Regions from separate parts of the Mus musculus genome. Here regions 1, 2 and 3 are each linked to region 4. A link is a loop called in an ENCODE intact Hi-C map of the cell type or tissue named here. Cell type or tissue: left cerebral cortex. All regions are shown on one strand. Each heading gives the region's core, and the rest is flanking DNA. Links, peaks and the distances in the headings are about the cores only.

Evidence for each region. A loop is a pair of places that touch in the nucleus more often than their neighbours do. Peaks named below come from ENCODE experiments on the same cell type or tissue, not always from the same donor. Only the 100,000 strongest peaks of a DNase experiment are listed, where the experiment ranks them.
Region 1: it touches region 4 in a loop (10-fold over the local background); 3 of 42 quality-filtered maps call a loop at or near these places.
Region 2: it touches region 4 in a loop (12-fold over the local background); 2 of 42 quality-filtered maps call a loop at or near these places.
Region 3: a loop joins it to region 4, with 13 times the contacts of the local background. A loop is called at or near these places in 2 of 42 quality-filtered maps.

Annotation. Positions count from the first base shown.
Region 1 is chr9:28,419,807-28,428,150 of GRCm38, forward strand. The region is part of intron 2 of Opcml (opioid binding protein/cell adhesion molecule-like); the gene reads left to right. Among named protein-coding and RNA genes, the nearest start is that of Gm39313, 28 kb to the left of the region's middle. In left cerebral cortex, for the core only: no CTCF peak of the experiment used is centred there; a DNase peak (open chromatin) is centred at 3,795; H3K27ac peaks cover 1,166 bases.
Region 2 is chr9:28,819,000-28,827,343 of GRCm38, forward strand. The region is part of intron 4 of Opcml (opioid binding protein/cell adhesion molecule-like); the gene reads left to right. Among named protein-coding and RNA genes, the nearest start is that of Gm15520, 210 kb to the right of the region's middle. In left cerebral cortex, for the core only: no CTCF peak of the experiment used is centred there; DNase peaks (open chromatin) are centred at 3,278 and 3,640; H3K27ac peaks cover 937 bases.
Region 3 is chr9:28,733,282-28,741,625 of GRCm38, forward strand. All of the region lies in intron 3 of Opcml (opioid binding protein/cell adhesion molecule-like), which reads left to right. Among named protein-coding and RNA genes, the nearest start is that of Gm15520, 300 kb to the right of the region's middle. In left cerebral cortex, for the core only: no CTCF peak of the experiment used is centred there; DNase peaks (open chromatin) are centred at 4,562, 4,907 and 5,395; H3K27ac peaks cover 1,054 bases.
Region 4 is chr9:28,659,571-28,667,914 of GRCm38, forward strand. All of the region lies in intron 2 of Opcml (opioid binding protein/cell adhesion molecule-like), which reads left to right. Among named protein-coding and RNA genes, the nearest start is that of Gm39313, 270 kb to the left of the region's middle. In left cerebral cortex, for the core only: no CTCF peak of the experiment used is centred there; DNase peaks (open chromatin) are centred at 3,536, 4,280 and 4,902; H3K27ac peaks cover 2,223 bases.

The DNA of each region.
Region 1 (8,344 bases), core at 2,550-5,049, 240 kb before region 4:
TCTGTGTCTGTGTGTGTTCTCATCATTGTAACCTTGGAATGCATACACATATCATTGTAACCTTGGTATGCATCATAGAGTATGTTCTTAACCTTGGTATGCATACACACACACACACAAACACACACAGACACACACAGACACACACACACATACACAGACACATATGTGTCTGTGTGTGTGTTCTCATCATTGAGTATGCTCTTAACCTTGGTATGCATACACACACACACATATACATATACATGTATGTGTTGTGTGTGTGTGTGTTCTGTGTTGAGTGTATGCTTAAAGTTTAGGCATTTATCTATTTTGTTTTTTATTTATTTTGCATCAGCTGATCTGTTAGTGTGTGATTTCTTTCTTTTGTTTTGTTTGCTCATTTTTCAATATGTTATTGTAGTTTATTTTAAAAATCAATTGTTTTATATTAGATATTTTCTTTATTTATATTTCAAATGCTATCCCCTTTCCTAGTTTCCTCTCCGAAAATCCCCTATCCCCTCCTCCTCCTCCCTGGTCCCCTACCCACCCACTCCCACTTCCTGGCCTGGCATTCCCCTATACTGGGGCATAGAATCTTTGCAAGACCAAGGACCTTTCCTCCCATTGATGAAAGAACCCAGATGTCCCTCAACAGAGCGATGGATACAGAAAATGTGGTACATTTACACAATGGAATACTACTCAGCTATTAAAATTAATGAATTTATGAAATTCTTAGGATGGATCTGGAGGATGTCATCCTGAGTGAGATATCCCAATCACAAAAGAACACACATGATAAAAATCAATTCTTATATGTTAGCTATCCTTGCATTACAGGAGTTAATATTATGTGGGAGTGCTACATAGTCGTTTTAGGATACCTTTAACACCATTTGTAAACATTTTGCAGAACATGCGTATGTCAAGATTCGTAAGAGGTTTTGTCTATCATTTTAGTTTTTGTTGATCTTGTTATTGGGGTATGACTGGGTCACAGAATGAGGTTGATGGTGCTTGCACTTCTTCATTACTTCTGGAAGAGTTTGAAGAAGGCTATTGCCAATTAATACTTGGAAGAGGTTATTCGTGAACACACTGGGCCTGGGCTTTGTTGGGAGATTTGTGATTCAGTCTCTAACTAGGTACAGAACTGTTCAGATGTGCTCTTTCCTTACCATCTCGTCTGGAAAGGCGGAATTACTTCTAAGAATTCCCCAGTTAACCAAGGTTATCTATTTACAGACATCCATTTGTTCGCACTACTCTGAGTAATCCTTTTGGTTTCCATAAAGTTATTTGTGATGCTGCCATGTCCTCTTTTCCTTTTATGATGTTTCTTATTTGAATCTTCTTTTTCGCTCAGACAGTCTAGCTAAAGCTTTGCCAGATAGGTTAATTTTTTAAACAATAAACTGTGGTTTGGTCAAGGATATAATTGTGGCTTTATTTCTCTCTCTCTTTCTACCACCTGTCTTGTTTACCTTTATTAGAATGTTGATGTTTCTGACCATCCAGTGTTATGTTTAGTTTCTCTTTCTATATCTTTACATGTTTAAAGTTAGCTTGTTTAAAAAGAAAACCTTTTTCTTTTTTTTTCTTCATCTGTGTTTAGAATGGTAACACGCGGGCTTCACATTGTTTTTGATGCAGCCCATATGCTTGTGTGTGTTGAGCTTTTGTGTTGTTTTTTTCAAATACTTCTTCTTTAAGGATATCTGTTTCTCCTTTGGGCTTAAGAGCGTTTGTTTAATTTCCACACTCTTGGATTTCCAGCTTCCCGCCTGCCATTATAGATGTCTAGCCCTACTCCATTGTGATCAGAAAGTAGTTTGTGTCATTTCACACTATATAAATTGGTCAAGGTGGGAGTGGGTGGGTTGGTGGGGGAGCCCCCTCACAGAAGCAGAGCAAGGAAGGATGTGTTAGGGGGTTTCCTGAGGGGAAACTGGGGAAGGGGATAACATTGGAAATGTAAATAAATAAAATATCCAATAAAAAATAAATTGGTCAAGATTTATATTGAGGCTGTATACATGATGGATCATGGCAAATGTCCCATATGTCCTTTAGGAAAATGTATAACCTACCTTTATGTGTGAGGTGTTCTATGTGTGTTTTATATAGTTCATCTATAGTTTGTAGAGTATTCTGTGTGTGTTCACTATCTTTTACCTAAAATGATATTTACATTTTTACTTTCTCTTTTTTGCCATTTTTTCATTGTTGAAAGTAGATTAGTAGTGTGTCCAATATTATTGTTGGCATTATGTCTTGCTCTTATTCTATCAAAGCTGTTTGATTTGATTTGATATTGGGTTGTTTGTTACATGCATGCTCAAAATTGTTGTATCTTCTTGGGAAATTAATCCTGCTGTCATTATGTCATATACTTTACCTCTCTGAGTGTCTACATTGTGTGATATGGTCCTAGGTTTCTCTGATAAGTTGCAGGGAACTGGTTCCACTCCTTTCCTTTCAAAGTGCCTGGATTTAAACCTCAGCCATAATTCTTATCTATAGCACATAATTAGGTCATGTTGTTCTGGTCAGATCTATTCTCTGTGTCCTTTGACTGGACAGTTTTTTTTTTTTCTATTTACAAGTAAACAAGCTAATGATAAAGGGGCCTATTACATAGTGTTGTTATTTATAACTTTCCCCGACTAATTTCCTCATTTATTGCTTTTCTTTGCAATTAGTTGTTTTTGCCTGAAGAACATAATTTGCTTTTCTCTCATTTCTGCTTATGAATGATCCATAGGTATTTCTTTTGTGGTATGTTGTCATAGTTAAATGATGACTCAATTCAATATCTTGAACTCTTTACTATTTATTTTAAATAAATAACATCATCATTTACATACAAAAACTATTAGATCACTATATTGTTGATATAAATTATAAGTTAGTATATATTATATAATCATTACATGAAGTAATATTCCTTTTGTATAGTGTTGTCTTTCTTTTGATATAAAGTCACCCTCTGTAACCCAGAATGCCTCAAACTCTGGCTCCTCCTGCCTTTGGCTCAATGTTTACATTATAGACATAGATTACCATGACAAACCTTAATTTTACATTTCAATTCCTAGTAAGAATTGAATTCAGGTAATAATGATAATTCAGGTTTAAAGGTAATTCTTTCTTTGGTTTTTAACACTGCCATGAACTTTTTGGGTTTGGTGGTGTATAAATACGTATATGTGATAGTGAAAGTTTAAAATCCCATGCAAAGCCCCACAGCTTCTTGTCCTAATGGCTATTCTAACTGTATAGTTCATTGAGTTCTGTATTTGTATAGACCTTCAGACTGGCTAATTTTGGAGTGGGATTTTTTTTAATTTGAAACTTATTTACTAATAAGGTTTATGAAATCCTATAAAAATTTAAAATGGAGTAATACAACAAACTTATAGAAATAGTTTTTCTTTTCATTGGTTCATTTGCCAGATCATTTTGAATTTCTTAGTTTTCTCTCCAGCTTCTTCGTGTTTTCAGTTGAACAGCTCCTTTTAGCTTTTCTCAGAGGGAAGGCTTAGTGATAATGTCTCCACAGCTTTCCTTATGTGAAAGGGGTTGAATTTCTTTCCCCGCTTTTGAAGGATGTTTTCACGGGATACAGAACTTTTGATTGACAGTTTGTTTTTGCTACTTGCTTTCAGCACTTTAAATACAAACCGCAGGGCTGCTGGGGTGCGCTTCTCCGACAGGAAAACATGCAGAGGACCTTTCTTTGGTTCCCTTACGCCTCGTGAGTTTGTCTTTTATCGCTTTCAGGAGTCTCACTTCATCTTCAGTGTTGACAGATGAATCATAACGGATCTCCGTGTAGTTATATTTGGGTTCACCCCAAGTCGGGTTCAGTAAGCTTCTTATATTTATGTATGCATTCCTTCTTTCAAATTTGGGACATTTGACGGCTAGATCCTCAAATAAACTCCTTTTTGTAAAATGTCTTTCCGTTTTGGTACTCTCAATTTGAATATATTGGGTAGCTTGGTGATGTTTTACAGATTCCTGAGATTAGATCATCTCTCTCCTCTGAAGCTTCCTCCTTCCTGCTGTTTTACTGCACCATCCCCTTTTGCTTGTTCTTCATTCTAGTTTCCAATGACCACTTCCCAAACTGCTCATTTCCCCCTGAAGACTGCTGTGGAATATCTCTAGTGAGTTTTTATTGTTATTACCTTTGTTTCAGATCCACAAATCTGTTTTCAATGCTATTTTAAGATTTCTTTACATCTTGGTGGAAATTGTAATTTTGTTTACTTGCTTTCATAATTGCCCTTAGTTATCCATGTCTGAGCCTCTATGCGCATGTCCCAGCATGTGTGAGTGGGGGTAGAACCCATGCTATGTGTGCTTGGTGAAGTCAGAAGTCAACCTCAGTTGTTAGTCCTCACCTTTCAGGGTAGGGTCTCTCTTATTGTTCCCTCTTAGGTATGCCAGACTATCTGGCCCACAGGCTTTTGAAAAAAACAGTTCTCCAGTCTTCATCTCTCATCCCCTGTAGGGGTACACTAGGAGATGGTCATCTGCAGTTATATTGTCCAGCTTTGATGTAGGCTCTGATTATTCAAACTCAGGTCCTCGGGCTCAGCTCCCACGTGCTTTACATACTGAGCCTTCTCTTCCTTCGCACCTATAGTTATTTACATTCATCTTTTTATAGTTCCTTAGGAATGCTTAAGGCAGAAATATAACGAGCATTTCAAATATATTTACAAATTACATCTACCTGGCATGTGTTGATTTTTTGGTGGTTCTTTGATTTGGCCATGTTTTCCTGTGTTCTTTGTGTGCCTTGTTAACTTTTTTGCTGAAAACAGTACATTTGCATGATAGTCATCTGCAAATCTTTGTAGACTGCCTCTGGGCAAAGAAGATCTAAGCTGATCAGATCTGTGCAGAGACTTTCAGGTCTTTTGCTGGCTATGTGGTTCCTAGGCCATTGTTTGTGTATATGGTTTCATGCAACATAGAGTCCTACTTTCAAATGTATTGTTTTCTAGAAGGATCCCATGCTATTTCTCACCATGGGCTTTAAGTACTTTTATATTCTTTTAGCAGTAATCTCTTGCCCTGCACAACTTCAGAGGACCAAGAAGCATGATTCTGTGTTTACCAAAGTCTATTCTGCTATAACAACAGAAGTGGGGCAAGAACAATTGAAAATACCACATTTCCTAGGGTTTTTTTTTTTTTGAATTGAGGATTGGAAACAAAGCTCCACATTCTAAAAGTAAGAATTTCATGTGAACATATTAGAAAATTGAGACAGCAGGACAAGCCATGATCATGAAGACTGGGAAATAGAGAGAATCATGGCTCATGGTGACCTAGGCTTATGGCTGGCGTCTGTCTCTTCTGCTATTCTAGAAAGCCATAGACTAATGATTACTTCACCTGGGAACTTCAGAGGCTGGATTTGGGGAGCCTTTGCAGTTCTGAGAATTTTATCTCTAGGATTCCCCAAATCTTCTTGGAGTAGATCTTGGACAGTCAAAAAGTACAAAGTGGCCACTTTGAAATATACTCAGTGGATTCTCATTTTCTTAAGAAATGCCCTCCCTCAAAGAAAATAAATTTTACTAGAACCTAACACATGAAGGAAGGGAAAGTATTCAATTCCAGGCTCTTAACTTAAAAGACAAAAAAGCAGAGCTTGAAACAGGGCAAATATCAGATAAAACTAAGTTGTGACAGAGATATTATTAGAATTATCAAATGGAAGATTTAAAATAACTGTGATTAATATGCTAAACTCATGGACTACATGTAAGGACAGATGGTTAACATAAGTGGAGTGACTGAAATTCTAACAGGAATAAAGGAGAATTCTAGAACCAAAAAAACCAACCAACCAAACAAACAAAAAAACCAATGTTATAGAAATGACAACTATCTTTTATGGACTCATTTTAGGAGTAAACATAGTTAAGAAAAGAATTGAGAAGGTTGAAAATAAACTGATTAAAAATTTCGCAAACTAAAAGTCCAAGAGGAACAAAAAGACAATATTGAGAAAATTCAAAAGTTGTGAGGAAGGCGCAGAAGATACACACATGATGAGAATACCAGGAGCAAAAGCAAAAGAAAAAGAAAAAGAAAATGAAAAAGGAATAGAAGACTTCCTTCTAATAATAGTGACTGAAAAAAAAAAACTCACAATTAATACCAAACACCCAAACCACATATTCAGGGAGGTCTAAGAACCCTAAGCAGGAGAATTTAAAAGAATAAATGACCATGTCTAAGCCTTTTACATTCAAACTGAAAATGTTCAAGTTTCTTATGAAGAAGAAAACTCTTGAAAAAAGCTAGGTAGGGAATTTTCCCTGCTATAGAAGAGCCAGTATAAGAATTCTGTTGGACATTTCTTTAGACACTATGCAAAAAAAAAAAAAAAATGAGAATAGGGTGAAATGTTTATATGTTGCAAGAAAAGAAACACCAACCTAGATAATCAGTTGCTTAGAAGGAAATGGAAGGATTTGTCTTCAATAGACATGCTTTGCTTGGACATTTAAAAGATGCTTCACAGAGAGCAGGGTCATGGATCAGGTCTTACAGGCAGCTTTGGTTAGCACAGGTCAGTTATGAGCACATGACCTTTCTCCATCTTACATATGCTTAGCTTACTCTATACCACCATCAAGGATCAAGATGTTTTTTCATTTCCATTTTTCATTAATTACACCTTTAGTCCCAATATTTCTCCCTCTCCCCCCCTCCTCTTCTTTCCCTCCTTTCTCTCTCACACACATGTACATACACAACTTAGCTGTCTGAAGAGCTCCTCTGATGCCCTGCATGTTAGAAATGCATGTTCAAGAAATGGCAAACCTACCACACCTGCTGTCCTCATCTGCCCGACTGCATAAGTTGGCACAATGAGACGTTTATACATTTGAAAGCACAGCAAGGATGGGAGCAGTAAGGAATGTACACAATTTCCATCCACATAGTGATCTGAAGTTTCTTTCTTTTCCTACTCCTGACTTCCCAGCTTCTTTCTGCATATGTGGGCCTTGCTTGCCTTTAATGCTGTTTCCACTGTCAGTCTTCCTACACTGGCCTCAGTCACTTTTATCTTCATAGCTTGCAGTTTACCCAGTATGGGTGGGCATTATAATTACTCAAGCGGATTCTGTAGAAGACAAATTTCTGTCCTGAGCATTCCACTGGCATGTAAGGTCAAGGATGCTGAGGCACTCACCCACAGACTGGGTTCTGATGTAACCCAAGCCATTCTGTTGTAGGCAGGTTTTTGTTTGTTTTTGTTTTGTTATACCTGTTCCTGTCCTTCTGCTATCCACCACATTGCACCAAGGCAGCAAGCAAGTCATCTTTTCAAAGCAGCAACATTTCTCTGTAAATAGTTATTCTAGATGCCCAATCGCCTCGTGCACATATCTGTGTGTGGAAAGCAAGGATACTGTTTCATCCACCCGTACATCTGTACTTATGTGTACAGCGCTGTTTTCCTGTTATACTTCTTGTTAAGATTTTCAAAAACTTAACTCATCTATGCTAATGAAGAAGTCCGTTTTTATTATCAAGACTGTGGAATTCAAGGGGCGTGGGCACCCTTGGCTTCTAGATGGAGAGGAAATTAGACATGAGTGCTTATAAGAACTCAGGCAGCCTCTCTGTCCCTGCCTGTGCCCGCACTATCCCATAGCTTCCTACTCCTATTTCCTGCCACATGGGTTTTTATTTTCCCCTTAGCTCTGTGCACAGGGCAGAGGAGGACTATGCATCCCTGAGTCCTTGGGTTTTCAGATTTGCAGGATGTCTCCTTCACAGTCTCAGATTCCCAGGTGAGAGAACATGACTATTCCAGGTTGAGGTCAGGCCCAGTCCTGGTCCAATTAAACTATGTTGGGAAGAAAACATTACATGTCAGATGGGATTTAGCACCACAGCATAAAGCATGACACTAACGATGATGTCAATAACAGTGATATTTATAGCCTCACTTAATAAGGATGCTAGAGAGGGCATTCTCATGGTTGGTTTCCATCCAGTAAACCACTGAGATCATTGATTTTTATGGCTACAAGATGTCTCCAGCAGTTCCAGGCATCAAATCATCATATTATAAGGTCTGAAGTAGTCAGTAAAAACTTGCGGCAATCTCATTTGCTCTTTGGATGGCTATTCTCCAGGGTTTCTCCCATTCAGCAGAGTTCCTTGTGGACCCATTGGGTGGGGTGAGTAAGTGAAGACCCTAGCTGGTACACACAGGTACCTTCTCCTTGCGCCTTCCCACAACTATCCACACTAGAGATTAAACTCAATCCTGATACATTCTAGATAAGTGCTATGCCATTGGACCCATTTTCCAGAC
Region 2 (8,344 bases), core at 2,175-4,674, 160 kb after region 4:
CATCCCTTCCCCCTCAGGTACCAGCCACACGATGGCATAGTGGTATAGTCTAGAATAGAGTTTATTCAGGGTAGGAGAAGAAGGCAGAGAGACAGACAGAGAGAGAGAGAGAGAGTTTAAAGAGTAGAGGCTGGCCATGAGCCACATGGGGAGAGAGAGAGGGAAATGGGGGAGAGAAGGGGAAAAGGGTAAGGAAGCAGGGGAAAGAGAAGAGAAGGGAGCAAGAGAGAGAAGAGGGGGCAAGCAGCTCCTTTTATACTGAGTCAGGCACACCTGGCTGTTGCCAGGTAACTGTGGGGACAGAACCTAGACAAAATGCCAACAGTATCCATCACTGTGGACCATGGATTGTTACTATGGAATGTGTGTGTGTGTGTGTGTGTGTGTGTGTGTGTGTGTGTGTGTGTGTGTGATATTATCATGTTGGGAGTTCACTGTGTAACTAGGATTATGGAATTCCTTTCTAGGTTTCTTAGTCTTGTTAACAAAAGGGTTTAAAAACTCTTTTCAGATTCAGAACAAAGCTCCAGGATCATTTTATTAATTTGAAAAAACAATGACAGAGCAGGCAACTTGTAAACCATGACTGCTAGAAAGAGGGAGATGAATAAGAGGAAGAAAGACAGCTGCACCTTTTGAGTTAAAATCCATGGGAGAAGGTAGGCTTAGCAATAGATATCAGCAAGCAGTTACGTTCCAAAGGGGAGGAGAAGGGGCTTCAGGGAAATAGTGAGCAAGCCTGGAATGTAAGGAAAAGCATGCTTTGTCCTTTGGCCAGTATCAGAAAAAAAGAAAGGGGAAAAATCAAAATTATCCTTTTTGAGCCTGTACTCAGAAAAGTGGGAAGGCTTATTAGTAGTACTGCTGGGCAGAAGGTCTATAAGCAGCTACATCAGGAGAGGGTTTGGGGGAGACATGCAATGTCTCAACAAGGAATAATTACCCCTCCTACCTCCCTAGCATGTTGTTAGGTAAATCACCTTTACAGATGTAAAGACAGATGTACAAATGGTACAGATGATTGACAAGGCTCAGCTATATTAACTTTGAGGGAGTAGACAATACATTGTAATGTTCTAATCTTTAGGGCAAACCAGAATGTCATGTCTCCACCCAGGGGAGAATTAGAACTCAGGTTAAATGCTTTGGACCAGAAGAAAGTATTTTTCCCTTACTGGGCTTCAACAAAGCAATTTTAAATCTTAAAGATTGGCAAAGCAGATGTTTCACATTTGGGTATTTCCAAGAAAACAGAAGGCAGAGTCCAAAGGCAACCAGGGTGGAGGGGGTCCAATGACCTCCAAGACTGCTCATCCCTATCTATCAATATAACTGCACTCAGTACCAGTCTTATATTTAATTTATTTAATGTTCCATCAGTCCTGAGAGAAATGTACTATGATTTAATTTTATTTCCCAATCCCTTTATTCTTGAGTCATTAAGCAAGTCAATGTTTTTGTTCTCTACCTGTAAACTGAAAATTTATTCAGATGCTTTATTATAATAGACAAATTTGGAAACAAGCCAAATTTCTTTCAGTGGGCGTGTATCTAAACTATGGCATGGTATATTCACACCATGGAATACTGCACAGCAAGATGAAGATGAAGAAGAGGAGGAGGCAGAGGAGGATGAAGAAGAGAAAGAAAGAGAGGAAGGAAGGAAGGGAGGGAGGGAGGGAGGGAGGGAGGGAGGGAGAGAGAGAGAGAGAGAGAGAGAGAGAGAGAGAGAGAGAGAGAGAGAAAGGAAGGAAGGAAGGAAGGAAGGAAGAAAGAAAGAAAGAAAGAAAGAAAGAAAGAAAGAAAGAAAGAAAGAAAGAAAGAAAGGGAAGAAAGAAAGAAAGAAAGAAAGAAAGAAAGAAAGAAAGAAAGAAAGAAAGAAAGAAAAAAGGAAACTCTTATTCACTTGACAATTTAGAAAGAATGAATGAATGAACTCTGGGCACTATGTTTAGTAGAGAAGTTAATACACTATATTATCCCGCTTTCATAAAATTCTTAAAACTGAAAAAGTATAACAACAGACTACAGATCAGTGACTTACAGGGATAGGGGCAGATGGAGAAGAGGCCAATGGTCCAGCACTGCCTTGGTATGGAACATGTCACATCTTGATTGCTGTGGTCAAACACATGTGAATAAGCATGCAAAACATAAAAGCCCATGGAAGTTTCCCAGCATCATTACAGTATACACATATATCTATGTAGATTTAATCAATATTCATATTCAATTAACATAAAAGACCATAATTGTGAAAAGTTAGTGGTAAGTGTATGTAACTTGCTTACTATTCTTACAACTTCTTGTAAATCAATATTTATTTCAAAATAAAATTACAAAAAGTAGTAAGTAAAATGAACCTTTAGCTTTCCATTAATAATCAATCAGCAAGCAGTTGTGTTCATTATAAGTGCTTATAGAGAGATCTGTAGTTTATACTTCCACATGTGTCATCTCACATGAGATTGTCGCCATTCTCCAAATAAGTCAGAGAAGGAATGCTATGACAGTTTCACGGGTATGGAAACAAAGGAAAAGGTCAAAAAGCTGTCAGGTGATTCCCAGCTGGCTAAGCTGGGCATCTACAAAAGTGTCCGAGTTTCTGAGCTTTGAATCTGGACCTCTTTGTGCTGCACAAAAAATGGTTCCTGTGGCTTCGAACTAGAATGGTGCACTTTAAATCAACTTCTGCTTGTTATCAGGGGCACCCAAGGGTACCCACTAACTTTGAGTATCATCTGTACTCTCCTCTTTTTCTTCCTTCCTCCACATCACTTTCCAATGCCTGACTAAGTTTCTAGCTCCACATCATGTTGTTCTAACAAAAGCACAGTCTCCTAATGAAAGGCACAGCCATGCAGTTGTCTGTTGGTGATTTCTGTTACTCCCCTGCTTCAATTAAAATAACCCCCCTGAGAACTACCAGCCTTGTTTCTCTTCTAAGCCACCCCATGTCCAAGTTCCAGCCACTGATAGGAATCACCTATTAGCTGACCTACTGCATCATCCGTCCTTACTACTGCTCCTTTGTCTTTCTGCAAGGCAGCCAGGATCTTTGTTTCTAATCTGGAGTCATGTTTAGAGCCTAATTAATCCCTGGAGTGTGAGAAAGAGGTGTCTGAGATGAGAAATCAAGGTTATACATATCTTGCACAGTGGAACAGTTATGGGCAAACAAGCTGTTCCTCTCACATTTTTGCAAAGCAAATTTATGTTCACTAACTTTGGTTCTTGTTGTAAATGAGAAGTGTATGAAGGTCTAGCAATGCGCTTTTCACCATATGGGTGCCCATATGTTCCCCCCCTTTGCTTGCGTACATTTCGCTTTGGCATGCACATATGCCTGTATTTTTGCAACTTAACAATATTAAAACTAATCCCATTTATGCTCCTTTTGGGTGAGTTGATTGAGTCATAAATTCCTGAGAATCTCCTCCTTGGGAGGCTGAAGATCTGATGCCTGAGAAGGAGGAGGGCACAGTAAGCTATTCTGGCAGACAGATGCAGTCTTCCTATGCCACTGCTTACCTGATGTCCCTGACCCAGTTATCATAGTTCAACACTAACCCTAATGGCTGGGAAGCATGAGCAGATAGCTCCTTAGTGATAACCCGTATTCTGCCTCTCTAGAGAGGAGGAGTCTTCACTAGAGAACAGATGGCAGTTTCCCGGGCTTCCCTTTCTAAAGTCCCCAGAGAAGTGACTCCTCTTGGAGCGGGCAATCTTGATGGCTCGAGGTGTTGCACTGGATATGTAGTCAGTATTTGTATTTATATTTCCCACTCTGAGCTGAGAAACTATGCGTGTCAGAAACAGAGCAGCTAGAAATTCAGCTTGTACTGAAATGATGTTTAGCATCTTCATCGGGCTCTTTAGAGGATAAATATAAAAATGGATGTTAACATGTACCATACCAAGTAAAAACCTCAACTAATTCCCTGTAAAATTGGAATTGGCAATGCTGCTGCTGTTTGTTGTCATGCTTTCTCCATCTTTTATTTCTTATTTATTCATTAACTCACTCATTTGCTTCATTCACAATAACTGCTTTCCCTCGCCCACAGCAAATGGGGTATAAGGTAGAAGTGAGCCCCCACTGAATTAAAAAGCTGACCTTCTAGGGAAGAGATACTCAGAGATCAAATAATTCAGCACGTACAATGCCACTGTGGTGGCGAATGTCGTGAATGGAACACAGGAAGACCTGACCCAGTGCAGAGCAAGTTTTCCCCAAGAAGATAATGTTCAAGTGACCTTTGAGGATCAATAGAAGTCCATTAGGAAAGATACGGTGATAGGAACACTTGTTAGCTCCCTGGGTAGACACCTTCCAGGCAAGAAACACCATGTTCAAGTTGGAAGAGGGAGCTGGATCTGCAAGAAACAACCCTCTATGTTAGACAAACCTGAGAGAGAACACATCGCACAGAGGTACTTAAGGATTTTGCTCAGTATTTTGAAAACAGCATAAAAATACCAATAAACTTCAGGAAAGCTTGGAAATAAGGTGATCCTGTATCTAGATTTATCTAGAAACATCTAACTTTACATCTACTCATTCTCTGATGGCAATTGACTATACCTCTGCCTCCATTCCCCCACCTATAAACCAGAAAGAATTAGTAATAAGACTTTTCCTTAATGGAGGAAAGGAGAATAGAATTTGATAGTATCTATTCTAAATACTTTTAGATTGTAATATAAGAATAGAAATTAACATGTATCATAGTAAGTGTAAAATTGGAATTAGAAAGGCACCCAGTGCTGCCTGCTGTCTGTTGTAAAGCCTTCTCTATGCTATTGAAATCAGTTGGACACTGATAAAATTGAGACCAGCTTTACAAGTCCTGTAGATCTAATTGGCCTCAGCAGTGGGTCCACAGTGACTCTTGCTGCTGAACTGAAATTGTGGGCTTCAATAGAAAATAATAAGCAGCCTGGCTCCACACCAACACACTGCAGCCACCCCTGGAGATAATGTGTTTTAATTTACACACTGAGCCCCTTCGCTTGGCCAGATGTTGAGGGAATCTCAGTACTATTCCTTTCCTTCTTCCTTCTAGCTTGAGCATCCTTGAGAATCTTTGAGAAGACCCCTGGCTCTAAATCTGACCACTGGCTTTCTGTGCTATTTCTTTTTCATAACCATTTGTATTTCTTCCTATAAACCTCTCTCTCCCTAGGGTAACGTTTCTGTGAATCACACTTTCTTGGTTAAGGTGTTTTAAACTGGGTTTCTACTATTTACAACCAAATTTACTATAATTAAATTTTCTCTGCAATGTGTCAGTGTGTAGCTGAGGCAAGGAAAACATAGTTCTTTTTCTAAACATAAAAGGATAGTGGAAGATGGAAACAAGCAAGCCTCATCTCCCACTGGAGATGTGGTTAGGACCACTTTATGAAAGAGGCAGAGTAGATGTATGCTGAAGGCACTGATTGACATTTTAAGATCAGTGTCCCTATCATGGTTTAGGAAGGCTTCATTAGAAGTTCCAGGTAGATTGCTAAGAGGCCTGTGTCTAACTTACTAACTCAAGTAGATTTGAACAGACAGACAGACAGACACACACACACAAACACATATATACACACAGGCTCTGACACTGAGTTATGGGATATTCAACAGGCATCCTTACCAGCTCAATATAGCTGAGTACAGCATGTTTTATTAGCATGCTTCACATGAGCAGGGCATCAATGACATAGCACTTAGAGGCTTAAGCACTAAGAGTTTGTGCTTTCCCGTTCTCTCAATGTTCTGGGCAAATCTCATAAAGTGCAATAATATGTCTTGATTAACTGAGTTACTGATAAACTGATATTTCCTAGTGGTGATATATCCTCCTTTGACTAGATAATTCCTTTCTTCCTTCCCTGTGCCTTAGCCACTAGAGATCCAGTAGAGTCCATGAGCTGGTACGTGTGTGATGTTCTTAGCACCAAAAGAAAGCATAACACCTTGCATTTCAAACGTGGTCAAAGAATTCCTATTGATTTACCATGTGAGTATGGTCTAATATTTACCTTATATTATTCCAGGGACAAAGGAACGGGAGGCACAATGGTGATCTTCCTAGGCCAGTCTCCACATCCAAAGACGGTTGGAATGACAAGGCTTCTGATGTGCAGAGGAAAGACTGTGTGGCAGCCTTAGTTTCAGTTCCTGTGCTGTGAGGAGATACATGACCAAGGCAACTCTTATAAAATAAAACATTTCACTGGAGGGTGGTTTACAGTTTCAGCTGTTCAGTCCATTATCATCATAGCAGGGAGCAGGGCAGCACACAGACAGGCACTGGAACAGTAGCTGAGAGCTACATTCTGACCTGTAGGCAAAGAGAGAGTGAAACTGAGCCTGATACTATCTTCAACAAGCCAACACAGGCTACTCTTTCTAATCTGACCGAAGGGTTCCAGTCCTTGGTGACTGAGTATTTAACTAGATGAGCCTACAGGGGTCATTGTTATCCATGGGAGTGAGGAGCATTTCATGGTTTATCTACAAGGTTGTAGAAATGGTATTCTCTCTAAAATGAGTTCTTTCCATCCTTTCCAATCACCATTCCTGGTTCTGCCTGTCCCTAAAAGTTCTGTGCTGAATAGCAAATGCTCATCTCATGGGGATGTTATTTATTGCACCTTCGTCTGACACTAAAGCTTGCTCTGGTCTAGCCTTCTAGACCTCAATGTTCTATGGTCTAGAAGGTGTTATTCTACTCCTGACCCATCAGGTCCTCAGGGAAGCTTATGAATTTTTCAAAGAGGAAACACAAGAATTGAATGACTTGATTTGATGTGTTTAGTTCAATATTGGAAATTGCGTGAGTGATCTTTGCATCCCATAGACTAGATTCATCTCTGTAACACCAGCATTTTGACCTCCCATATTCCTCCGGGCTCCATTTCTCCCTGTCTCCCCACACCCTTTCCCCCTCATAGCACCTGCTATCCTGGGCTTCCCACAGTGCTAACTGTTTGTTCCCACATTGCTGGAGCTTAAGAAATGACTCTAGAAATGGCAGCAGTGGGGGAAGTTCCTTCCTTCACAGTTTAAAAGCAGTGAGCATGGTTAATTAGCTGCCTCTCTTAGTATGAGATCCAGAGAGGGAAAGGGAAGAAGGAAGGTACTGTTTGGAGCATTTTAATTGGGGTAACCTCTCCAATCTTAGGAATGTTCCAACCTGGGAGAGTCATCCTCCACTGGAGGTAAATGGGATCAGGGTAAACTGATCTCATTAAGCAAAACTGGTTGACTGTCGATTTGAATGTGGGCTTCACAGCCAGAGGCTCTGATTGACTCACACACTAACAAGAACTGGGAACTAGGGTTGAGGGAAAAGGTGAGTGAGCCCTTTCTCTCATATAACATGCAGGCACCCAGAACTCTTCCCAACAATTCCCCTGCAAGTCTCTGGGGGTAGACTGAGAAGGAGACACCTGGGACACCCCAGTAGTCAGAGCAGGCAGCCAGGGAAGTCTTCTCTGTCTTTTCTTTGTCTAGCCACCACCTCTTCCTTTTATTTTTTCTCTCATATTTTTTCTAATTCCAGAATAACTTATTGTTGAGAGTAACCCCCTGGGAGTGCCAGAAATAGTTTGGTTTTAATGATACTCTGGATGGTTTTTGCTTCCTAAGAGAAACGCTAGGTAAAGTAATGGATGTAGCCGAAGCCAGCAGTACCAGTATTGTCCTCCGCCTCTCTCTCTCTCTCTCTCTCTCTCTCTCTCTCTCTCTCTCTCTCACACACACACACACACACACACACACAGACACTTCGCTCAGCTCACCTCTGCCCAGCACAGCCTAGCAATCATAACTCTTCTCATCCCAGTTCTCCACTGTGCTCTCCTGGCTCCACTGAGCTGGGCTTATTTGTCCCTACACAATTGGAGCCGGATGCAGTAATTACATCTTCGGTGAAAGGGTTTCTCTCCCTTACCAGCAGTAGGTATATTGCTAGTGCTGCTAATGAGGAATGAGCCTTTCCTGCAGAGCATTGCGGGGCCACAAGAAGTTCTGGAACTTCACACAGAAAGACATTTGGAGTTTTATCCTGGATCTCAGTGCACCTCAACCGCTACCTCAATCTTTCTTCTAGCTCACCTTCCTCTTTCTCTTTGCACTATGGACCAAGCTCAGCCTTGCTTCCACTGTCTTTTACAGATTTCCTTCCTATTCAGGCATTTGACCACAGTTAGAGCATAGGCAATGTGCCCAAATCTGAATTGTAATTTCAAAGTGTTTGATTCTGCATATTATGTAAAGTTCCTGTAGACACAGCATCTAGCTGAAGCTTTGTCCCCAGTACGTGGAAGGACCCACAAGACACCTACTCCT
Region 3 (8,344 bases), core at 2,999-5,498, 74 kb after region 4:
CAAAGCTCTTTGTCATGTCTGAAAATGTGGTTAATTTCCCCGCATCCATATTAATTAAAAAGGTTGCTGTTCCTGATTAAATGTGGGAGGCAAAAAAGATGAAGACGATGACAGAGTTGATTCTGTGCATCCAAGGCTGAGTGATTTACAGCATCAGGGCCACCAAACAAGGAAGCAACGAGGAGCTTAGAAAAAATGGTAAACATCACTTAGATGGCTCATCTCAGAGGCCACTGCAATTATGGAATATTCTGCAGTGGTTCTCAACCTTCCTGATGCTGCAATGCTTCTATACAGTTCCTCAAGTTGTGGTGTCTTGCAACGATAAAATTATTTTGTTGATACTTCATAACTATAATTTTGCTACTATTGTGAATATTCATGTAAATATCTGATGTACAGGATATCGAATATGCAACCAAAAGGAGTTGCAACCCACAGATTAAGAAGCAGTGTTCTAGAGGAAAGGAACATACAGCAATCTACAGATGCCTGTATGAATTTAACCCAACAGCTTGAGGTTGCGATTGGGAAGGGGCAACAAGGAAAAGAAGTGGACTGATGAGCTGTCTGCCATAAACAGGGAGTCTATGTGGCCCAGTCACTCGCTCAGCCCAGGGAACATTGCAGAAGAGAAAACTATTTAAGAGCTGGAGGGTTGAGGTGGTGGGGTATTATGAAACAATGCCATCCAGCCAGGAGATATTTCTATAGCCATGCCCAAGATTTGGCCCAAAGGCTTTCAACTGAGAGGTGCCCTTTGTCCTGCAGATCTAATGACTGCCAATAAGAAGGGGTGCCATTTCCCCTAGTAGGAGAAGCACGTGGGGACTAGTTGGGAGAAAGAAGGGATTCAGGAAGAAAGGAAAGGAATGCCAGAGGAAAAATATTAATAAATAAACAAACATCTAGTATTTACAAATTTACTCTTCAAAGTATACAATTACAACCAAGGTGGGAAAGAATCTTATATAAGTTAGCACTGATAATTAATTTTATTTTCTAAAAGAAAATGATGTTTGCAGCTATAGGTATGAGTGAATGAAGGAAGGCCCCAAAGAAAGGACTGCAAGCTGCATTTTCAGGGGACTCACAGTTCTGTCTGGCTAAGTATGGATGCATATGGAGGGAAAATTGGAGAAAAAAGTCAGCACAAAAGCACAGCTTCTTTCCGACACTTTGTTAGGGAATTAAGCACAAGGATTTTTTGTTGTTGTTGATTCTCAAACAAAAACTCCTTAATTTGTCCCATTACTTGGGGTAACTTTTCTTAAATGTGGAGGACATAGCCACATAGCCCAGAGAACTCCAGAACTCTTAGATCTTGCTTGACTTCACAATGTCAATTCTGTTGGAAATATTTTCTTTTTTTTATTTCTATTTTTTTTGTTATGTATTTATTTCATTTAAATTTCCAACACTATCCGAAAAGTCCCCCACCCACCCACTCCCACTTCTTGGCCCTGGCGGTCCCCTGTACTGAGGCATATAAAGTTTGCACTACCAGAGGACCTCTCTTTCCAGTGATGGTAGACTAGGCCATCTTCTGATACATATGTAGCTAGAGACACCAGCTCTGGGGGGTACAGTTTAGTTCATATTGTTGTTCCACCTATAGGGTTGCAGATCCCCCCAGCTACTTGGGTACTTTCTCTAGCTCCTCTATTGGGGGCCCTGTGATCCATCCAATAGCTGACTGTGAGCATCCACTTCTGTGTTTGCTAGGCCCCGGCATAATTTCACAAGAGACAGATATATCAGGGTCATTTCAGGAAAATCTTGCTAGTGTATGCAATGGTGTCAGTGTTTGGAGGCTGATTATGGGATGGATACCCAGGTATGGCAGTCACTAGATGGTCCATCTTTTCATCTCAGCTCCAAACTGTCTCTGTAACTCCTTTCATGGGTGTTTTGTTCCCAATTCTAAGAAGGGGCAAAGTATCCACACTTTGGTCTTCATTCTTCTTGAGTTTCATGTGTTTAGCAAATTGTATCTTATATCTTGGGTATTCTAAATTTTTGGGCTAATATCCACTTATCAGTGAGTACATATCATGTGAGTTCTTTTGTGATTGGGTTACCTCACTCAGGATGATGTCCTCCAGGTCCATCCATTTGCCTAGGAATTTCATAAATTCATTCTTTTTAATAGCTGAGTAGTACTCCATTGTGTAAATGTACCACATTTTTTGTATCCATTCCTCTGTTGAGGGGCATCTGGGTTTTATCCAGCTTCTGGCTATCATAAATAAGGCTGCTATGAACATAGTGGAGCATGTGTCCTTCTTACCGGTTGGAACATCTTCTGGATATATGCCCAGGAGAGGTATTGCAGGATCCTCCAGTAGTACTATGTCCAATTTTCTGAGGAACCACCAGACTGATTTCCAGAGTGGTTGTACAAGCTTGCAATCCCACCAACAATGGAGGAGTGTTCCTCTTTCTCCACATCCTCGCCAGCATCATCTGTCCCCTGAATTTTTGATCTTGCCATTCTGACTGGTGAGAGGTGGAATCTCAGGGTTGTTTTGATTTGCATTTCCCTGATGATTAAGGATGCTGAACATTTTTTCAGGTGCTTCTCCGCCATTCAGTATTCCTCAAGTGAGAATTCTTTGTTTAGCTCTGAGCCCCATATTTTAATGGGGTTATTTGATTTTCTGGAGTCTGCCTTCTTGAGTTCTTTGTATATATTGGATATTAGTCCCCTATCTGATTTAGGATAGGTAAAGATCCTTTCCCAATCTGTTGGTGGCCTTTTTGTCTTATTGATGATATCTTTTGCCTTACAGAAACTTTGCAATTTTATGAGGTCCCATTTGTCGATTCTCGATCTTACAGCACAAGCCATTGCTGTTCTAGTCAGGAATTTTTCCCCTGTGCCCATATCTTTGAGGCTTTTCCCCACTTTCTTAACAAACCAGGATTCTTGGTACTGAGAATAAAGAAATAAGAGACATAAAGACCTTATCTTGCTGGGGGATTGTTTTCTGGTAGATGATGGTACTTGCTAGTGTTCTAGTAGACAGAGCTGGGAGTGGCCTGGTGTCAGGAGGAATTTCCTATCAAGAAGCATATACAACAGAATACTGTAGAATAAAGAGTTCATTTTCCAATCTGTAATATAATTTATGATGGAGTTCATTATGAATGCATGGTCAAATTAATTGATCATAAAGGCAGATATAAAACATCACCTTCAAATATCTTAGTTATCTACTGTACTCTTACAGTAGACCAGACATGTGGGAGATTATAGAGTAAAGAGCAGCCATTTATGCAACATGCTAAATTTTGATGCTGTCACATGATAGGGAACTCCTGAGGCTCTATGCTGGGCAATTATATAATTCAGATTATGTTAGAGAATGTAACAACAGCAGTAGTAGTTAGCAGTTGGGAAAGCTGCTGCAAGCTGTCCAGGCAAGGAGTGATGAGAATTTGAACCGGAGTAGTGACGGCAGAAATACAGAAGAGAGTATGGACTCAAATACTCCATTTGAAACTCAGTGGTTTGAGCTGATGATGGACTTAGAGGTCCAGGAAGAGAACAGGGAGGCAGAGAAAGTTTGTAGATTCCCCGTCCTCAGTGGCAGTGACTATATCTCCAGGGTCTCAGAACTGAGTACTTCAGGGAGGATTAGCCTTAATGTCATTGAAGTCATTTGTGTGTGTGTGTGTGTGTGTGTGTGTGTGTATACACACACATATATATACATCTACATCATATACATATACACAATATATAATGTATGTATCAATTTATATAAATGCATATATTTATATGTATATAGTTATATATACAAATCTACATATATATAAGTATACATACATGCACACATACACAAATATACTTTCCCACACATACACACACACACACACACACACACACACACATATATATATATATACACACACACACACACACACACACACACACACACACACATACACACACAAATAAATCTGTTGAAATATAGGTTGTGTATACAAGCTCAGAAAAGCCACCATTTCCTGGTGACACAGGTGCTCAGGGACAGCCAGAGGGAGAGCCAGATTGAATGGAAATAAGAGGAGAAGAACCTGATGGAAAAGGGCAAATGTTATTCAAGTTTCACAGAATTGAGGAGACCACAAAATACATTTAAGAAGTGCTGAATTCAGAAATTTAAATGGTCAGTGTTCTTTTCCCCATTGCATTTATTTATTTTTATTTATTTATTTAGTGTTTGTGTGTATATCTTTGTGTGTGTGCTCTCAGACACAGGTGTCAACATGTGTTTTGCTCAAAGTGACACTAACAGAAATGGATTTGGCTTTTCTTCTACCTCGTAGGTTCTGAGAATCAAACTCAAGTCATCGGTGTAGGCAGCAAGTACCTTCACTTGATAAACCACCTCACTGTGGCTGGTCACTCCTTGTAGCAGCTCTCCACTCTCCTAAGCTTCAGCACTAATGTAGACTAGCCCTAGCAAGGTGCTTGCTGCACAGACATTTGCTGGCACTATGGTGGTTCCTACTACCCTTCCCAGAGTTTCCTGGCAACAGAGGCGTCATGTTGTTTTATGAATCATCATGGACTGGGTTTTCATTAATAGGTACAAAAGTATCTTTTCTTAAGGGATTTGACGGGCAATGGAGAGATCTGCATAAGAACTACAAATTTGAGTGAAGTGGTAAGGGATTGGAAGAATGGTTTAAAATGAGACTCTGGGACCAGTTAGGAGGAATGGGAGGACCCTGACCATGGCTTTCTTTTTGACAGTTGTTGATCCCAATTCACTGGGAATGTGTGAGAGAAGCGAGCTCTTATTTTTCAACATTGGGAAACAGACACAGTCTTTGTCATAGTAAAATGCAGGCTGGCACAGCCCTAGCTGCAAGTGTTAACTTATGAGACCAAGCTATTTCCAGAATTCAGAAAGGGAAGAATTAAACATCCACTTCATGGGAGGTGTGATACAGAAAGCAATGGGTTCATGCGCATTTCTCTTTATTATTTCTTTGAAACCAACACATCTCATAGGTGACAATATATGGGATAGATGGTAATTGCCTTTTTTGCTGGAGCTACATTTTCATCCTCCTCCCTTTCTCCTCCAATATTAATTATCAGAACTAAAAATAGTCCATTGTAGGCTCTCTGAGCCTCCGGGAGGCTTCTGCAGAAATCTGACATCTGTGCAGGAGGCTCAGCTGAGATGTGTGTTTCTGAAAAGCCGGCTTCTGTTTGTGAATTCCATAAACACTTGCCTAGTGGAGACTGAAGTGTCTGTCTCTCACAATGGCTGTGAGTGGCAGCCTGTGAGAACACTGTCTTTCTGAACAGACATGACTCAGAGCCTGAAGGGAATGGAGAATGCATGGAATATTTATGATCAGGGGCCTTCATTACAATAGGAAACTGTGGCAACATGAGTGTACCTCTGTGGTGTGCAAACAAAATGCAACACTTTTTCTTTGGGTGTTTATATGTGAACAGATGGCCCTGCCCACTCACCCCATGCACAGAAAAGAGTGCTATGTAAAGAGACTTAAAATGCAGAGAAATTAGTGCTCACATTGGTCCTTGTCAGGGAAAGCTTAGTTGCCTCGGCACTTGAAAGTTCTCTCTCCATGAGCCAATATGTGCTAGGATTATCAACCTGTGCATGGCACTATGTCTCTTCCTAAAAACACAATGACCAGCACTGATGAAGTCCTTCTCTGCACTGGGGGGCTTCATTTCATCACACAGTCTTCAATTATCTTTTTTGAAATGAATGGTAGTTTGGTGATCCATAGCATGAAGCAAATGGGAGTGGCTACTTTGTGTAATAGTCAAATTTTCTAAACAGGCTACAGACTTTGACAGGTTGATTCCATCTCTAAGGGGGCTAACAAAAGTTTAGAGGCTAGAGAGGTGGTATATCATAAGAGCAAGCATAGCTGCTTTGGCGGAGGACTGGAGAGTTTTGTTCCCAGCATGTGCATAGTGGTTCACAGGCCTCTATAATTCCACTTCTACAAGATGTGATGCCCTCTTTTGGCCTCCATGGGCAGCATGTATTACATACATACCTGCAGACAAAACACTCACAGATACAAACTACAAATAAATAAATATAAAATGACAGATTAGCTTAAAGTAGCCGTTCTAGAAAAATAAAAAATAAAAAACCATAGGAACTAAAGCATTGGCTTAAAGGTGGAGTTTCAAGCTGAGACCTTTCCCTAAGTGTACTTCAGAATGACAGCTGTGAAGAGAGCTGGAGGCAGGGTTGGGGTCCCATCTCAAAGGAGGAAGAGTTATGGGATAAAGGGAGGGGAGGAGAAGGAATTGCTTCAACTGTGCCCACAGGATTCTATCTCACATGGTAGTTAGTGCTGCCCAAATGATAGCCTCATGATTAGGCCCCTGATTAAATTTTTGATTATTATCTTGCTTAAGTATTTTACCAGGCATATAAATTATATCTGACAATTGAAGAAAAAAAAGATTGACTAAGGTAACTGTTGATTCAACAACTCTTGACAGAATCCCAACTAAGTATAAAGGTGGTATGTTACCTAGAATTATCAAGTATGATATGCACTTAAGCACTAAGCAATTTACCTGTTGGGTAAAAACAACAAGCTAGGTGTTTATCTATTCTGAAGTTTGCCCACTTAATGGAACACGTATTGTCCTCTTTGAATTAAAACTAGATTTTAATTCAAATCGCCTCCATGTTGTTATACACCATATCGCAAGGTTGCTGACACTTCTTTGTCAGTTGGTGCACATAGGAGGTGAAATACACTTTATTTTTAGCCTAGGGAAAAGATGATTTGGAAGATGAATTTGCTCTAATGAAGAACTTCCTGCACTCCACTTCATATTAATTCAGTAAAGCAAACTCATCATCTCAGAAACCGAAGAGACTCTGTATATGGAAGCTAACATGGCTTGCCTTGCCCTTCCACTCTTCACTCTTTATGTGTGTAAGGACTATTCCAGATCATTGGTGTGCAGCAGTCTTCAGAACATTTTCATCTTATGTAACACCAGGACTCAAAGCTCTGCTTAAGTGCATGTGCACAGAGATTACTTCTCGTGGGCTCTGCACAGTTATTCTGGATGCTGGTTTGTAATAAAGATTCACATGCTGAGCACATCCCAACTCCATCTTGTTTCTTAGATGCTTCTGAGAATCAGGGGGCTACAGTGGTTCAAGAGAGTTCAACACTGAGCCTATAAACTTCAGGCCTGTGCCTTCCCCTCCCTTGAGCCTGTCTAATGGCTTGAACAAGCCTCCTTTTCTTTGGGGACTGTATGTGGAAATCTCTGCAATTTTTCATTTAAAGACAAGAAGAGGATGACTCCATTGTACTTCAGGGAACAAAATACTCATGGGAGGAGACACAGAGGCAAAGTGTGGAGCAGAGACTGAAGGAATGACCATCCAGAGACTACCCCATCTGGGGATCCATTCCATGTACAATCACCAAACCAGGACACGATTGTGGATGCCAACAAGTGCTTGCTGACAGAAGCCTGATATAGCTGCCTCCTGAGAGGCTCTGTCAGAGCCTGACAAATACAGAGGTGGATTCTCTCAGCCAACCATTTGACTGAGCACAGGGCCCCCAATGAAAGAGCTATAGAAATGATCCAAGGAGCTGAAGGGGTTTGTAGCCCCATAGGAGGAACAACAATATGAACCAACCAGTACCCCCAGAGCTCCCAGGGACTAAACCATCAACTAAAGAGTACATATGGAAAGACCCATGGCTCCAGCCACACATGTAGCACAAGATGGCCTTGTTGGTCATCAGTGAGAGGAGAGGCCCTTGGTCCTGTGAAGGCTCAGTGGTCCAATGTAGGGGAATGCCAGGACCAGGAAGCTGGGGAGTGGGCAGATTGGTAAGCAGGGGGAGGGAGGAGGAGATAGGGTTTTTTTTTTTTTTTTGGAGGGAAAACCAGTAAAGAGGATAACATTTAAAATATAAATAAAGAGAATATCAACCTTGAAATTATATCTTACCCCAGTCAGAATGGCTAAAATCAAAAAGTCAACTGACAGCAGATGTTGGTGAGGATGAGGAGAAAGAAGAATACTCTTCCATTGCTGATGGGATTGCAAGCTGATACAACCACTCTGGAAATCAGTTTGGCAGTTCCTCAGCAGATTGGACTTAGTACTATCTGAGGACCCAGCTATACCACTCCTGGGCATAGACCCAGAAGATTCTCCAACATGTAATAAGGACACATGCTCCACTATATTTATAGCAGCCTTATCATAGCCAGGAGCTAGAAAGAACCCAGATGTCCTTCAACAGAAGAATGGTTACAGAAAATGTGGTACACTTACACAATGGA
Region 4 (8,344 bases), core at 2,542-5,041:
GATAGAATGTGGGCAGCCTTTATAAAAGAGGTCTTATAGATTACTGTTGGGAGGGTAAGGAAGAGTAAGAGAGTGGAAAGATGGACTGATATAAAATGGAATAGAATTCTAGAACCACCACTCTCTGGACTCACTTTTTGGTGAAATTTTTATTTACTTTTTGGTGAATTTTACTTCTGAAAAAAAATAACATTTACATTTTGGCAAGTCATTATTGGGTGAGAAAATATGAGTAGGAAAACTGTCCTTGTTGAGTCCTAAGTAGTTACTGATAAGTTATTTGTTCCAATTGGAAGTATAGTTAGTTCCCTGTACCCAAAGACCAGAGCAGAAAACTCTGTACCTCTGAAAGTATCAAGAGTTTGTCCATCTTTAAAGCAGGGATCCCCCACCTTCCCCCAGTTTCTATCAAGAACATCACACACACATAAAAAAACAAACCAGGAAGCAACCCACATCTAGTGTATCTATCAAATACTGCCTCCTCTTCTCCCCTGGCTTATGCAGCTGGTGTTCAGGTTTTTGGTTCCTATGACTAACAAGAATTGAAAAAGAAACTCTTGTGTCTTTTCTACAGTGCAATTTGAAGACAGTGTGTGTCAGAGTTTCTATTGCTGTGGGCAAGCACCAGGAGCAAACGCAATGTGGGTGGGAAAGAATTTATTTCAGCTTACGTATCCAGTTCACAGTCAGGGATGAAGGGAATCAGGGGCAGAAATTCAAGGCAGGGGCCTGTAGGCAGAAACTTGAGAAGCAGAAGCCACAGAGGAACTCTGCTTTCTTCCTTGCTCCTTATGGCTTGCTTAATCTGCTTTCTTGTACATTCAGAGATATCAACACCCACAATGATCTGAGCCCTCTCACATCGGTCACTAATTTAGAAAATGTCCCATAGGCTTGACTGTGTGCCAATGGTATGAAGGCATTTTCTTAATTGTGAGTCATCTTCTAAGATATGGCTAGGGTTATGTTAGGTTGAAAATAACTATCCAGCATGTAGCCAAGGATTACTCTTTGATATCTGAACCCCAACTTCCCTATGGCCTTCCTTTCTTCCCACCCCCCTTGACCTGTGACACCATCACCCTCATCATCATGGTGCATTCCCTCTGTTGATCATGAAACATCAGTGGTGAGCCTTGGCAGTGTCCCTAAAAGGCAGAAAGAGTTCTCAACTAACACTTTACAGTTTCATGAAGGATGACAGCCATTGGCAAGGAATGAGCCAACTGTCGTTTGTCACAAGCATCTTTGACAAATCACCCCACTTTCTTCAATAACACTACTCTCATTGGTAATAGGTATGAATGGTTGTAGAGTGTTAACAGGAAAATGGTGGCGATGATGACTTGATGGTGACGACGATGATGATCTAAAGTGTTATAAGTGAAGATGTAAGAAGATCAGTCTCTTGATTCTTAGAAAAGAAATATCTGGGTCCCCCAACTTTTTCTATTCCATAAGTTCATTTTCCTAGAATTGGAAAGAGTATTAAAGGTCTTCACAAAGGTTTTCTAGATCTCTGTCCTGAACATGAAAAAGCAGGAGTGTCAGAGGACAACTGAAAGGGTATTTATAAAGCAAAAACAAAACAAAACAAAAACAAAAACAAAAAAACTAATATCAAAACAAAACAAAAACCTCCCCTGGGAATGGACTCAGCTACCATTAGTTTAGAGTGATCAGGGCTGATGTGGGGAGAGGGATGTTAGAGCCGACCTAGCCTGGAAACATTTCTTTCTCTCCCAGTTACCTTTGATGAGAGTCAAAGACCACAAAGCCGAGCTCTGACTGAGAGCTTCAGATTCTTTCAAGTGACTCTAGAGCTACACTAAGATGACAAATAGTTTATAAAATGCACCTTTTTTTTCTAAATCAGGTATTTTCTTCATTTATATTTCCAATGCTATCCCAAAAGTCCCCCATACCCTCCCACCCCACCCCCCACACGCACAACCCTACCCACCCACACCTACTTCTTGGCCCTGGCGTTCCCCTGTACTGGGGCATATAAAGTTTGCAAAACCAAGGGGCCTCTCTTTCCAGTGATGGCCAACTAGGCCATCTTTTGATACATATGCAGCTAGAGACAAGAGCTCCGGGGTACTGGTTAGTTCATATTGTTGTTCCACCTATAGGGTTGCAGACCCCTTCAGTTCCTTGGGTACTTTCTCTAGCTCCTCCATTGGGGGCCCTGTGATCCATCTAATAGCTGACTGTGAGCATCCACTTAGAGAGCTGCATACAGAACTCAGGAGGAGGTAGGTGAGTCTGACCTCCATCTTTAAGGAGGGAAGAAGCAGGGCTTTTGTAAACACTTAGGTTGGGTATTTTTAGGAGCTCAGATTTGACAGTTGTCCATATTATGTATATTCTGGCCTGATTCTCCTGTGCACAAGATGAATAATTTACCAAAATGCACATACAAGTATCCCATTATTATTCACTATAATGAGCCAAGACAGAAGTAATTCCCCACTTGGCCTCAATCCCCTACGGCTTAAGTTAACAAGACTCTACTTGGCTTTCCCATAGATAATGTGGATAGGAGACACCCACATCTGGACTTGAGCAAGGCAAGGTGTGTGTGGAAAAATTAAATGGGAAGCCTGTACAGACCCAGGACAAGGACAGTGTGAAGCATGGTTTTTCACGGCACTGACAGATCTGTGGGATACCAAGTAAGTAAGTGTCACAGGGCAGTCAGAATTGTCAAAATCTCACAGGAATTGGTAGCTAATATGAGCTCAGGAAGAGCGTAATTACACTGAGCCTTCACATGAGTTGAACACAGGGTGAGTCCTCCTCTGTGGACTATCAGTTACGTACTCGGAACCAACTGAAAGACTTGTTCATTCTCCTTCCTCTATCCTCTCCCCTTCTCTTTTCTTCCCTCTGTCTCTCTTTCTTCCCTGAGACCCATGATTGAGAAACCTATCTCTCTCTCCTTTGCTGCAGACTAACAAGTGTCTATGGAGGCTCAGCTGGCACTCAGCATCCACAGAGCTGCTTGGCTCTGCAGTTCACATACACTTAAGGACTGCTTCGGGCTTTCTGCTGCCCTTCCCTCGGCACACGGGCACATGGGAAAAGCCTCCTGCTCTTTTTACTGCTTTTCTTGGAGAAACTTGGGAACTCCAGGGCTAAGCCTATTTGTTTCCACCCATGCTAGCAGCCAGACGTGCAGGCTCTGGGTGACATGAATTCAAACCAGCAACTCCTGGGCCTGAACTGGAAGCATTTGCAAAAGTTTACCTGAGATTTTCTTGCCCTTGGGGAATCTCTCTGGGTCCTTCCTGACACAAGGAGAGAGGTTTGCTTGCCTTCTATTTTATTTTTTAAGAGAGATGGTTTGCATAATCTATATAAAATAAGCCACTGTTCTAGAGAAGATGATTGGCTTATTAAAAATACATAACATATATTTTTAAACAGGCAGAGCTGACATCCTACATACAGGAGAAGTGCTTATATGAATGGTGACGAATTCGTCGCCCACCCCTCCTCCCCCATCTGTCCCTGCCCATCTGTCTGTTTAATGAGGGATCTATTTAAATAAAGAAAACCTTAAATAAGATTTTATTCAGATACAAAGACTCTTCTGGATAGCACAGAATGAACTCCACAAACCTGCCAGCCTTCCATTTGGCCATTCAACCCACTTATATGCAACAATCTTTGCTTTCTAAACTTGAGACAGCATGATCTATAAATGGCATCCAAAAAGATGCATGTCCAACTTAATTTTCCAAACATCTTAACTGACATATATGCACAATGAGAGAAGAATGTTATAAGTAGTCACAAATGTTATATCTGAGGCATCTTTTTACAGTGTTGAGTGAAGAGGTAATACGCAAAGATTGTTCACTGTGGTCCTCGGCCATTAACAGTAGTGTTAAGAACGTTCATCTCCTTAGGGATTCACTCCACATGATGAGTTTTTAAAAATGTATCACTTAACTTCTAAGCGAGAAAACTGATGCCTGGAAAGGCTCTGGTCTTTAGTGAATTACAGACCTGTGACTGGAACTTCTTATTAAAGTGTTTATTCTGGTTAATCCACAAGTTACCTAGAAAACCTACAGATAGAAAACAAGCTAATCCATTTTCACTGTATCGTTTGGCTTCATAAATAAATCATTTCTTTAGCAGTTCTGGGTTTCTCCTGAGCAGGAAGTGAGCGAGGGCTTGTTTATGTGCAGAAATGGAAAAAGAAGAATGACCTGGGAGGTTTAGGCCGTCTTTGGGATTCTGTGATCCCGTACATTATATGTGGGAAGGTGTTTGCGGGGGAAATCCGTGAGCTGTAATTTCTGAAGTTCCGGAGTCGTTGCTCCCATGACACTCATGTGGGGAGCCTGTGGCTGACTCGTGCCATTCTTCAAAAAGATATCAAGCTCCCCTGACTCTCTGCTTTTAATTTAAAATTTTAATTTATACTTTTCCATGGATGAGACTGAGACAGACATGGCCATGAGTAAATATGTCAGGATAATCTATTGAATGGGATTAAAATGGTGTATGCTTGGAAACATTTTAATTTCATGTTGCTCACTTCTTTGACTAGTTTAATGAACAAATCGTGAGGCTGGGTTTTAAAGCTGTAAGCGGGAAGGAGGAAAGAGAGCCAGGTGGCAAATAAATATCTGGAATTGCTTTGGGTGGCTTCTTGGAGCATCGCAGCAACACCTGGGAGAGCTCTGAAAGACAAGTGGGCAGCTGTGGGGTTAAATCCTAGCCACACAATGTGAAATCATACGTCTTATGCCATGAACAGGAGCCTACAGGAGAAAGGGGTGGGCTAAGGGTGGTAAGGGAGAGAGAGACCACTATTAACTTAAAAGACCTGCTGTCTTCCCCAGGGCTTACTGGTTTTGCAATGGCTTTGCTGGTGCTTTAGCTCCTCTAATCCAGTCAGTCACAAGGTAGCCAAAGAAGATGTCCCCAAATCAGCCAGCTCTCAGAGATGATGCTACAGCAAGCACTTACTCAGTATACTTTCTGTGGAGTGTTCATGCTTTACCTGTCCTAAGATGTAACCCTATCTCCGACTGTGGGGAGAAATATGCTTTACTGGTCTGTGGTGTCTTCTGAGAGTAGGAGGGGCCCTTGAAATGATTTTCACAGTTGTGCTGGCCCCATCAGTCTCTGTACAACATCTTAGGAAAATGGACATTGTTTTTCTCAAGCTGCTGACCTGGTTCCACTTTCTCTATGAGTCTCTCCTTGCTCCATCCCTCCATGACATAACTGTCTGCACTGATGGTTTGACTCTGACTCCCTTTTTTCCTTTCAATCTACCTGACTTGAGAACAGTTCTTCAAGGCTAAAGGTGGCCCTGTTTCTATGCAAACCTGCTTAAGCCAAGGACATTTCTGTAGAAGTAATCAGGGCCTGTTGGCCCTATGAATTCTTTTGCAGGTGTGTACAGTTGTATTGATTGATCTCCCAATTATGGATTTTTAGGAGTACAGCATTTTACCAAGCTGCAGTCATCAATCTAGAGACCAGCCCATCACTGCTCTTGTCAACACAGTGTGAAAGAGGCCTGATGAAAATACAAAGTTAGAGTTGTCTTACTGCCTCCAACTGAAAAAATAGGCAGGGAAATGAACCCTTACTCCAGAGCTCCACATGGGATGAGTGGAGAACACTGGAAAAACAGAATGTTTTGGAAGTGGAAGAGAATCTGTAGGCGAGCTGGGAAAGCATGCAACAGTTACCTAGTGAATGCTAAAACTCTAAAGCTCATGTTTAATTTAATGAACTGACTAAGTATGTCTGGTAATTAGACATCACATGGGCAAATTATTACTATTTAAGAATAACTATTAAGAATAACTACTGTTATTCCTTTTTACTCTTGTTTTGGGCCTGGGTGTCACTATGTAGGTTGGTCTTGCACTTGTTATCCTCCTGCTTTGACCTCTTAGGAGATGGGATTACAGGTGTAAATTACCTGTGCAGCTAAAGTTCACTCCTTCTAGAATGGAAAATAAAAGGGAATGGCCTTAGAAGTTCTGGGAAATGACCAAGAGGATTTATCACACTTGACTAAACTCGCTTAGGTTCCTGGACCACAGAGGTTGAAGAGGGAGAAAGTTCTCTGACAGGTTCTGTTTATTGCCCCGTCCAATCAGCTCAGCCACATCCATTACTACTTCCCGTCCCCATAGTAACATTGAATGATGCTATAAAGTCAAAAATCCTGCCCCAGTTCTCAGGCGGGAAATAGAAGTTCTCAGAGCTTTCCTGGTTAGTTTTTATTGTCAACTTGACACACCCTCAAGTCACCTGCGAAGAAGAACCTCAACTGAAGAAGTGCCTTGAGCAGATTAGTTTGAGGGCATGGCTATGAGATTATCTCTATTGATGATTGATATGGGATAGGCAAGGGCCCAGCCCAGCACATTCTGTCAGCAGCACCAGCTCTGGGCAGGGAAACCTGGGTTGTATAAGGAAGCTGTCTGAGTGTGAGCATCCTTCCATGACTTCATTCTTTCATGTCTTCAGTTCTTGCTTGAGTTTGCATTTACTTTCTTCAAGGCTGGACTGCAATATGGATGTGTGGGATGAAATGAATCCATTCCTTTCCTAATGATGTTGGTTAAATGTTGATCATATCAACAGAAAATAAACAAACCCAGAACTTAAACAAAACAACTTTGTGTGGGCCTAGACAAGTAGCCTAGCCCTTTTATGCCTGATGTTTTATGTCTTAGCTCCAAAATAGTCCATTTGCACAAATGCCATCAAAGCTCATCAAGAAATCTCAACATCTGCCAACCTCTTCAGCATTGTCATGATCCACCTAGATGGCATATCTGGCTTTCCCTTCACTGACAACAGCCATCATTGGCTAGCTAATAGCTTCCCATTTTAGTAATGTGTAGTTTCTTTGATTTTGGCTGGTTTGTTCTAGGACTTCCCAAAGCTTCCCATGCATTTAGAGTACCCTATTCTCTCTATAAGCCACAGCTATCTTTGCTCCTCTTATTCAACAAATATTAATTTTCTCAATTCTAGACTTCTGATTTACTCACCTGGCAGATACAACAGTTGGCGAATACAACCTTTTGCCCTGGTCTTTCACCTGAGCATTGCAGGAAACCATGCTCAAACCTGTCAGGGTGTTGAGTTGTATATTCTCGACCAACTACATGAGGTACCCTCCTTCACCCAACTTGTGAATCCTGGGACAGTTCTTTTGCAATTATGCTTTCATTTTCTATAATAGTTATTTCAATTGTTCTTGACCTATTCCCCTTATTTCTGTCCCCCTATTTGCTTTCAGCTGGCAACTTTGTCATCTACTATGGAGAAAATAGAAGCCATCAATTGTCTCCATGGTTTCCTATTGTAATACAAGGTCACCTGTGTTTCTACTATTTTTCTTCGCTTAGGGGACAGCAGATTGATCATCTTTTCTTAAGTGCTTTAGATCTAATACTTTTCACCTTTACTATAACATTTCATTTTAATGGCAGATCTCTTTTCTTCTATATTATGGCTTGCTCCCATTCCATGAAACCATTTTCATCAGCACATATGCCAATAGAGAAGAACAAAAGGATGCAGGATTCTTTGTCATACTCACAACTATATCTCCAGGGTGGACAGTCAGATTACTCATAGTATAGCTGGTCCTCAGCACATTGGCATTCCTATGGAATGTGAAGGTATTCTGTGTTTTCAGATAGATCTCTACTGTCATTGTACATGCTAAGACACAGGAGAACCCCACATCTCATTGGTCACAGCTGAAACCACAACATACTATTATCCCATAGCAGATTAGGCATTCACATGATACTGTTCATTTCATTGCTTGTATTCTGGCTTCTCTCATTTCTTCAGGGCTCACACATTGCACACACACACACACACACACACACACACACACACACACACACATATACTCACACTTACACACACATTCTCATATACATACACATACACACACAAACCCACACACATAGACACAAGGTACATTCCTTCCCTTTTACACATAAACACTAACACACACATATACATATGCACATGTATACTCACATGCATATCACAAATCATGCATCTTCTGTACTAATGTAACACCTTCACTCTAGGTATTATTAGAAAGACACCAGTTTACACTGTAAAAGGCATTGATGATTGATGGTGCAAGCCAGACTTTGAATTCAACTTCTTTCACCTTTCAGATGTTTGGGGGTTGAATCCTCTCTCAAAAGCTTTTATTTCCTCCCCATTCTCCTGCCAGTCTCTCAGAATATTCTCAACCAATACCTCAGCACAAATATTAGCTCTAGCAGAGTCATTGGCAGTGTTAAATTTCTGACTGTCT